Regions from separate parts of the Homo sapiens genome. Here region 2 is linked to region 1. Evidence: read pairs that join two places in POLR2A ChIA-PET (ENCODE). Cell type or tissue: PC-9. All regions are shown on one strand. Each heading gives the region's core, and the rest is flanking DNA. Links, peaks and the distances in the headings are about the cores only.

Region 1 (4,391 bases), core at 173-4,172:
TTCTCTCTCTGTCCTCTCATCTTTCTTTCTCTCTCTCTCTTTCCTTCCTTCCCTCCCTCCCTCCCTCTCTTTGTACATGCATACATACATACATACAGGATCTCACTCTGTCACCCAGGCTGGAGTGCACTGGTGTGATCACAGCTCACTGCAGCCTCAACCTCCTGGGTTCAAGCAATCCTCCCGCCTCAGCCTCTCAAGTAGCTGCGACATGGTGTGTGCCACCATGTCCAGATAACTTTTGTAGAGGCAGGGTTTTGCCATGTTTCCCAGGCTGGTCTTGAACTCCTGGGCTCAACTGATTCCCCCAACCTTGGCCTCCCAAAGTGCTGGGATCACTGGTGTGAGTCAGTGTGCCTGGCCTTAATTTCTTTTTAAGAAGGGGGCATGTGTTTTGTTCTCATTCTGAATCCCTTATAGCACCTGGCACAGAGTAGTAGCTAACACAGATGTTAATTTTGCTGCGTCAAATGTTTTCACTTTGAATCTCTCTTGAGTATTGTTCTCCTTATTGATTACATGATGACATCCTGTTTTCTCTCCCTGACCTTTACTGTTTGTTTAGTGGGTGATTATTGAACAAGGATGCTTTGCTTATTCGATGGTGATCGTTCCACTTTATGATACCCTTGGAAATGAAGCCATCACGTACATAGTCAACAAAGGTACGTCTGTGATCTTTGCCTGGATTATTGGCATAGTTATTGGTTAGGTTCAGTGACTTTACATTTGCTTACATTTGATTTGACAAAGATTTTACATGTAAATATATATCTACCTTTTTATTCAAAGAATGTAGTACTTCAAGTATCCTTGTGCTGGATATGACAGAGTGAATCTTTTAACATCCCAGAGCTTATTCTTCATTGTATCTCTTCATTTACAGCTGAACTCTCTCTGGTTTTTGTTGACAAGCCAGAGAAGGCCAAACTCTTATTAGAGGGTGTAGAAAATAAGTTAATACCAGGCCTTAAAATCATAGTTGTCATGGATGCCTACGGCAGTGAACTGGTGGAACGAGGCCAGAGGTGTGGGGTGGAAGTCACCAGCATGAAGGCGATGGAGGTGAGTGCCCTGCCTCCTTCCCTTCTCTGAAGGCTTTCCCTGGGGCCGTGTTGGCTCACACGTGCTATCCAGTGCTATCTAGTGCTATGGTGCAGTCCCAGCGCTGGCCGGTTGCCTCCGCAACCCATGAAAGAGAGCAGAAACTTCTGTCTCATTGCTGGAAAAAGGATTCTACATGTGTGCCCAGTGTTAACACCTCACACCTTACCCAAGTGCTTTCAGCACTCCAATATTTATTCCAGAGCACTGACAAGCTGTGCCCGGAAATGCCAGAAATGGGAATTACAGCTTCAGGCAGGTGGAACTTTCAGTTTCTGTGTCTCCTTTGGGCTTTAATGCCTTTTACTTACTAATTTGTCTCTAATGCCAAGCCAAGTATAGAAATCAGCCTCATCGTTCTTTTCCCTGGATGGCTCGTGGAGAGTCTTGGTGAATTTCCAACATGCATGTTTGATTTGGTTTGTTTTCATATTGACTCTTAAGAGTCATACCAATCACAAGTTTAAAGGCAGCCATTCCAGGAGAATGAGCGTGGTGGTCCATGCTCAGCTTGGGTGCTTGATGTCAGATGATATAAGAAGTTGATCCCCGTCAGTTGGACTTGGATTAGAGTTCCATCCAAGGAACATGGCCGGAGGAAGATCTTTTCATATACATATCATAACAAGTCATAGGAAAACAGAGTCAGTCCTTCTCTTTCTGAAGGTGTTAGAAATATTTTTCTGAAACTGTTATAGATAGGATTTTAAATTTTTATGTGTAGTTTTCCTCCTCCTACAAAGAATTTGAGGCTATAAGTAAGGATCTGTAGAACCTTTCCTGAGGAACCCAGTAGGCACAGGGAAGCGCGGGTGTTCTAACAGAACCTTCTCTCTTGTGCATGTGTGCGCCCCTGCCCAACTCTCTCTCTCAGTAGCATCGAACGTGATTCCGCAAGTGCTGACCCGGGTGCTTCCTTGTTGAATTGGGGTTTTATAGCTTCTTACCTAGTGTTTCCCCACTTCTGTTTTTTTACTTTTAACCCTCTTTTACTATAATGTAATCTCTTTTTCCCTTACCTTCCCACAGATGCAAGAATTTTTCTGGTGTTTTTTGACTGCTGTATGATAAAGAAGTAATGTTGAAATTTAAAAATTATTTAGTTGATTGAAGATTATAATATAAAGTTTATATTAAAATATTAATTTATAGAAGACATTGTTTTACACTTACCTGTTTAATATGATCTGTACTTAGTTTTTAAAAATATTCTGAGCAAAAGGTGAAGAGATCGCCCCACTGCACTGCAGCCTGGGTGACAGAGCGAGACTCCATCTCAAAAAATAATAATAATTGCAGTATTTTTCCTAAGTGATACTGTAAGAGAGATGTAAGGCTGTGAAACTTTTGCGGCAACAGTGCACTAATTTGGATAATGTTTGTTCCCAATAAATTAAGAGCCAAATTGTATGTAACTGGTGCTTTATTTTATTTAACATCAGTTTTTGAAGAATTGGGCATCTCCAGAAGTTATGTAAGAATTTTTAATAGACAAATAGAAATCTGGAGCTAATAAAGGTTATTTTGAAAAAAATGTACAGAATTATTGCTTTAGCTTTTGGCTGACCTCTAATTGGATATATTAGTTCCTGTTCTTAATCGGTGGTCTGTCACTACATCATTTAAAATGTAATTAAGATTGAAAACTTAATGTATGCTGGGCAGAAACTCACTAAGCCCTGAGCACACCCATCTAATTTCCACGTGAATTGAACATGTTCAATGGCGTGTTCAATGGCATGTTCATTCCATATCCTCATTCAAGCTGTTCCATTTGAATAGGAAAAGAATATAAATAGTTCATTTGTTAAAATTAATAGATATTAAAGTGGCCACCAAGACTGCCCTAATGCAGTAAACCGAACCCCATCAGTGGTAGTGACTGGAAGCCTGCCGCTGGGAAATGCTGTCCCCGCGCAATGCTTCTGTCATTCTTAACCTTCAAGTCCATTCAGGAAGGAGTCTTAGAGGGTCTGCTGTGGCCTGTTTTATAATTGGGGGCTCCCAAATCCTATCTCCACTCTACGAGGGGAGATATTTGAGCAGATATTTGAGCCTCTCCAAAATGCCTAGCATTTCAATCGAGCAGAGATTGATTTTTCTTCTTCCCAGATTGCAGATGTCAGTTGTGCAGAATGTGGGGGTGAGGTAGTGCTGTGCTCTGATTTGAGGAACCTACGAAGTATCTGCAGTATCTCGTTATGGTTAAGAACAGGGCTTTATTAAAGGCCCTAATAAGAAGTGGAAGTGGGGACCAGAAATGCATGGTAAAGACTTTGGCTGCTGTTTTTTTAATACATCCTATTTCAAAGACCAGTCCTAATACCGTTTATGTAGTTTTATGTAAGAGAAGAGGTAACTGGAAAATGGCTTCTCAGAACAATGAATAAATATTTTGGTTCTGGTTAATTAAAACTGCCATAGTTTCTTTAATTAGAAAATTATGCTGTTTTCGAGCCAGGTGTGAATGAACCCCACAGTAAAGCCAGCTTTAAGTGACTCGATGTGACCTTATCCTTTACAGTTAGAAAACGTTTCCATTTAAGACTTTTTTTCTCTTCTAATTAAGGACCTGGGAAGAGCCAACAGACGGAAGCCCAAGGTAAGCACACCGTGTCAGACCCTGCTCTGTCCTCTTTGTAGTTTTCAATATCTAGCCTGGTACCTTGTGGCTTATAGTTCTCTTTTCTGTTCTGATTTATACCAGCTTTTTTTTTTTTTAATCTTTAGCCTCCAGCACCTGAAGATCTTGCAGTAATTTGTTTCACAAGTGGAACTACAGGTGAGTTTTGAGATAGAATTGCTTCTACATATGGCAGCCATTGGTCTGGACTCTCCCCTACCTCTTTTGGATGACTTATCAGCTAACAGTAGACGGACCAAAAGCAGAAGAGAAGGAAGCGGTTCAAGTGCTGTCTTCTTGTTGCTCTGTAAGATCTTCTCAGAGTCCAAGAGTGCCGGATAATTCCTCAAACATTTATTGAGGGTGATATTAGATTCACCTGTCTTCCTAGGACAGACTATATCGGTGGCTCCCAGGAAGAAAATTTCTGGTTTTTCTTCTCTTATGACTACGTATATACCCTTTAAAATGTGCCCATATTAATAAAGGTTTTTAAAGATAAGTCAGTGTAAGGATTGCAGGTTGCTTAGGAATTTAGTGTTCAACATTTGGTTTTCACGATATATCTAACAGTAGAGGTGTCTGAAGCCCTAATTATGTGAGGTTTCTGGGCCTCCTTCATTTCTGTCATTCTTTAACTTTGTTCTGCTTCATATGTGCTCCA
Region 2 (4,391 bases), core at 322-4,321, 1.4 Mb after region 1:
CACTGTCTCTCTGCTCTAATCACACCAGGGCCAGGCACAAGCAACTAGGGTAGTGCCTACATCCGTTATTCAGACTAAACACTCCCGTACCTGCCTGTCCTGCTGAGCCTGCCTTGCCCATTTCTTCCCAGGAAAACCACAATAGAGGCTCTTGGCCAGCCTTTCCCCTCACTCCTGCTGCCTCCTGATTGACCCTGGCACCTCCCCAAGTGGCCCTGCCTGGTATAGTGTCTCCCTTCCTCTTGGGAAATGGGAGTAATAAACTATCTCTTTTCTTTGGAGACAGACAGGCTGTCGCGCTGTCACCCATGCTGGAGTGCAGTGGCACAATCATAGCTCACTGCAGCCTCCAACTCCTGGCTCAAGTGATTCCCCTGTCTCAGCCTCCTGAATAGCTGGGACTCAGGTGTGCACCACCATGCTTGGCTAATTATTTTCATTTTTATTATTGTAGATATGAAGTCTCAATATGTTGCCCAGGCTTGTCTCAAACTCCTGGCCTGAAGTGATCCTCCTACCTTGGCCTCCCGAAGTACTGGGATTAGAGGCACATGCTACCGGGCCTGGCCAAAACTGTGTTTTTAATGGCAGTTGTTTCCTGATTAGTTGGCCTCACCCTACCTGAATAATAATGAAACCTACATTTTAAAACATATAGTGTGATCCCATTTTATGTTTTAAAAATCTACAAATGCACGTGTTTACATGTGTTTCAAAAAATAAACTAAAATTCAGGGATAGAGATAAAAAAAAAGTGTTAACAGTAGGCTGGGCACAGTGGTTCACGCCTGTAAACCCAGAACTTTAGAAGGCTGAGGTGGGTGGATTACTTGAGGCCAGGAGTTTGAGACCAGCCTGGGCAACATGGGAAACCCTGTCTCTACTAAAAAAATACAAAAATTAGCCAGGCAGGTGTGGTGGCACGTGCCTGTTATCCCAGCTACTCTTGAGGCTGAGTCAGGAGAATTGCTTGAACCTGGAAGGTGGAGGTTGCAGTCAGCTGAGATTGCGCCACTGCACTCCAGCCTGGGTGACAGAGCAAGACTCTGTCCCCCACCACAAAAAAAAATTGTTAACCATAATTATGCCAAGGAAGTACATTCCAACTATTGGAGGGTGACAGGCAAAGATGACTCATTTTACTTTAGGCATTCCAGCAGTAATTGAATCTTTACAGAAGCATGTGTGACGTTTGTAAGAAAATAAAATATACATATATATGTATATGTTCCATTGCATTTCATTATTTCACTCTCCTCTCACCTCCTGCCCCTGTCATACCTGAGCTGTGTATACCTGGGGCTTCTGGCGCTGTGCCCGGCAGGTCAGCCGTCTGCTCAGCCACATGCCCCCTCTGGAGGGCAGCTTTCCCTGCATCGCTTCAGACCCTTCCCATCTTCTCTAAATGTGTTGAAATACCTAGCCTGCTGAATGCGCCTCTGTATCATTGGTATTGTGGGATTAGTGCTATTTTATTACTTGTAATAACTTTAATGGGATTGCCAGGAGGAAAGGAATACAGAATCTCGGAAGCCTGGTGATCTCTGTCCCTGCACAGGCAGTAAGTCCCTGCACAGGTGTCAGCCATCCAGCACCTTGTCCTGTCTGAGAATGTAACTGGGCCTAGGATGTTTAGCCACAGTCAAATGGTGGGAGGAATAGGCCCAGCCCTTGACAAAGACCCTCACGCTGAGATGGGTCAGGCCCTCGAAAAACGACAAATCTTCACTTGTAGGGACCACAGGGAAATTCAGTCCAGCAAACTAAATATTTGGAACCCACCTGCCTGGAAAACCGCTGGTATCACAGCCAAGCAGTTGGTGGGGAAATGGAGGGGGTTTCCAATACAAATAGGGTCCCATCAGATAGTGGGACAGAGGAGTGGGGCTTGCAGGATGGATAGTTTCAGGGAGGACATTCTGGGGTCAGGCAGCCTGTGAGAGAGAAGGAAGCTCAAGTTCAGGGGCAGGTAACCACTCCTAGGTAGAGGTATCATGCTTTCACCAAATGTTTGTGGAGCACCTTCCCTGAGGCTGCAGGCCCGGCAGGAGCCAGTGCTCATCACGGTGATGACCTGGCTGGAGCCTGGGGCAGTGCCAGAGTGTGCCTCCTGTCACAGACAGGATGCTATCGGCCACAAATCACAACGATGCCACTTCACCAGTCGTGTGACTTTCTGCTACCTAACTTCTCTGAGCCTCATTGTTCCTGTTTCAAAAATGAAAATAATGAACCCCAGCTCGTGGAGCTGCTGGAGTGTTAAGCGAATAATCCCATGTACTGAGCAGGAACTCGATCGTCCAGCCAGCTCACCTGCTTGCGCTGTGGGCCCCTGAGGTGCTGGGAGGTAGACGGGCTTTCCTGTGGAGTAACTGGTTTCCGAGATTGGCTATGAGTCCTTTGGAGACGACTAGCTCAGACTCCTCAGAGCTCAGCTGGGCCTGAGGGCAGTCTCCGGATTTGATTCAGATTATTTCAAGGAAAGGGAAAAAAAGAGACATCTGAAGCCGTTGAAACTTATCATGTCAGCCAGCGCGGTGGCTCACACCTGTAATCCCAGCACTTTGGGAGGCCGAGGCAGGTGGTCACTAGGTCAGGAGTTCGAGACCAGTCTGGCCAACACAGTGAAACCCTGTCTCTATTAAACATACAAAAATTAGCCGGGTGTGGTGGCACGCACCTGTAGTCCCAGCTACTCGGGAGGCTGAGGCAGGAGAATTGCTTGAACATGGGAAGCAGAGGTTGCAGTGAGCCGAGACGGGGCCATTGCACTCCAGCCTGGGTGACAGAGCAAGACCCTGTCTCAAAAAAAAAGAAAAAAAAAAAGAAACTTATCATGTTAACCTGCCACATACATGGAGTGAGAGAGAAACAACAATCTTCCAGGCTCCCAGGCCTTTCCAACGTTGGCAAATTCCAGCACAAATAGGGAAGGAAAATGCTGAGGGCTGTCTCTTGAAAATGAAGGGTGGATAAATAATAGTGCTCCTTTATCTGGACCCTCTGATCTCAGGATTTCGAAGACTGCTAGACAAGTACCTAGCGGCAGATAAAATTTTTCTCTATTTTCTAGATAGGTAGTTGGAGGCTCAGTTGATAGGCGGGAACAGAGCCAAGAATGCAATGTAGGTCAGATGCTTTAGAGCTGAGAAGGGGTGTCATAGATGCGTGAATGCAGTGGTTTTCAAATTTAAGTGTGTGTCCAAATACATGAGACAGTCTTTCAAAATGCATACTCCTGGGCCCTACCCCAGCAGACTCTGATTCAGGAAATCTGGGCAAGGGCCTTGGATTTTAAACCTTAATGTATGCTTTCAGGTGCTGTGTTTATCATACTCTGAGAAACTCTGGTCTAGGGAGAGTCGGGAGGCTGTGCCTTCTGTTCCGGGCTTGGCCCCAGAGGGACGAGGCACATCTCTGGGTATTTTATCCAAGGATGGAAATCTATAACAATTCTACTATCAAATTTTATCTTCTAGAGGGAAAGGCATGACAGAATACACACTCAAGGGGCTTAGGCACACTCAGTGTTTCTTTCTCTTTTTTATTTTATTTGAGACAGGGTCTCACTTTGTTGCCCAGGCTGGAGTGCAGTGGCATAATCATGGCTCACTGCAGCCGTGATCCTCCCACCTCAGCCTCCCAAGTGACTGGGTCTATGGGTGTGCACCACCATGCCCAGCTAATTTTTTTCTTATTTTTTTTTTTTTAGAGATAGAGTCTTGCTATGTTGCCCAGGCTGGTCTCAAACTCCTGGGCCCAAGCTATCCTTGGCCTCCCCACGTATTGGGATTACAGGTGTGAGACACTGCACCCAGCAAGGACTCTCTATGAGGCCACATTCACAGGTCTCAGGTGCACAGATCTTTTTGGGGGACACCAATTAACCCATCACACCTCCCCCAACTCCCTGTCACTCTAATCATTAGTAACTGCAGTGTCACTGAGGGTCAGTCTCCACTATAGCGTAACCTCACAGGCAGGAACCACATACAAACATAGGTTCTGTAGTGCCCACTGCCTGGAACATATTAGATTCTCAATTTTCTTTTCTTTTCCTTTTTTTGAGACAGAGTTTCTCTCTTGTTGCTTAGGCTAGAGTGTACTGGTGCGATCTCCACTCACTGCAACCTCCGCCTCCCGGGTTCAAGCGATTCTCGTGCCTCGACCTCCCGAGTAGCTGGGATTAAAGGCATGAGCCACCACGCCCAGCTAATTTTTCTGTTATTAGTAGAGACAGGGTTTCTCCATTCTCCATGGTAGTCAGGCTGGTCTCGACCTCTCGACCTCAGGTGATCCGCCGGCCTTGGCCTCCCAAAGTGCTGGGATTACAGGCGTGAGCCACTGTGCCCGGCCAACATACTCAATTTCATTCAATACATTTTGTTTCA

What was found. ChIA-PET counts read pairs that join two places held together with the same protein. Peaks named below come from ENCODE experiments on the same cell type or tissue, not always from the same donor. Only the 100,000 strongest peaks of a DNase experiment are listed, where the experiment ranks them.
Region 2: POLR2A ChIA-PET joins it to region 1 with 7 read pairs; 2 of 35 experiments call an interaction of 5 or more read pairs at or near these places.

The regions. Positions count from the first base shown.
Region 1 is chr4:184,773,158-184,777,548 of GRCh38, reverse strand. It overlaps ACSL1 (acyl-CoA synthetase long chain family member 1), which reads left to right. Exons shown (of 21, transcript NM_001995.5): 6 at 566-665; 7 at 887-1,065; 8 at 3,674-3,706; 9 at 3,835-3,886. Among named protein-coding and RNA genes, the nearest start is that of CENPU, 41 kb to the right of the region's middle. In PC-9, for the core only: no CTCF peak of the experiment used is centred there; no DNase peak of the experiment used is centred there.
Region 2 is chr4:183,420,111-183,424,501 of GRCh38, reverse strand. No RefSeq gene overlaps it. Among named protein-coding and RNA genes, the nearest start is that of CDKN2AIP, 22 kb to the left of the region's middle. In PC-9, for the core only: no CTCF peak of the experiment used is centred there; DNase peaks (open chromatin) are centred at 1,091 and 2,081; H3K27ac peaks cover 1,611 bases.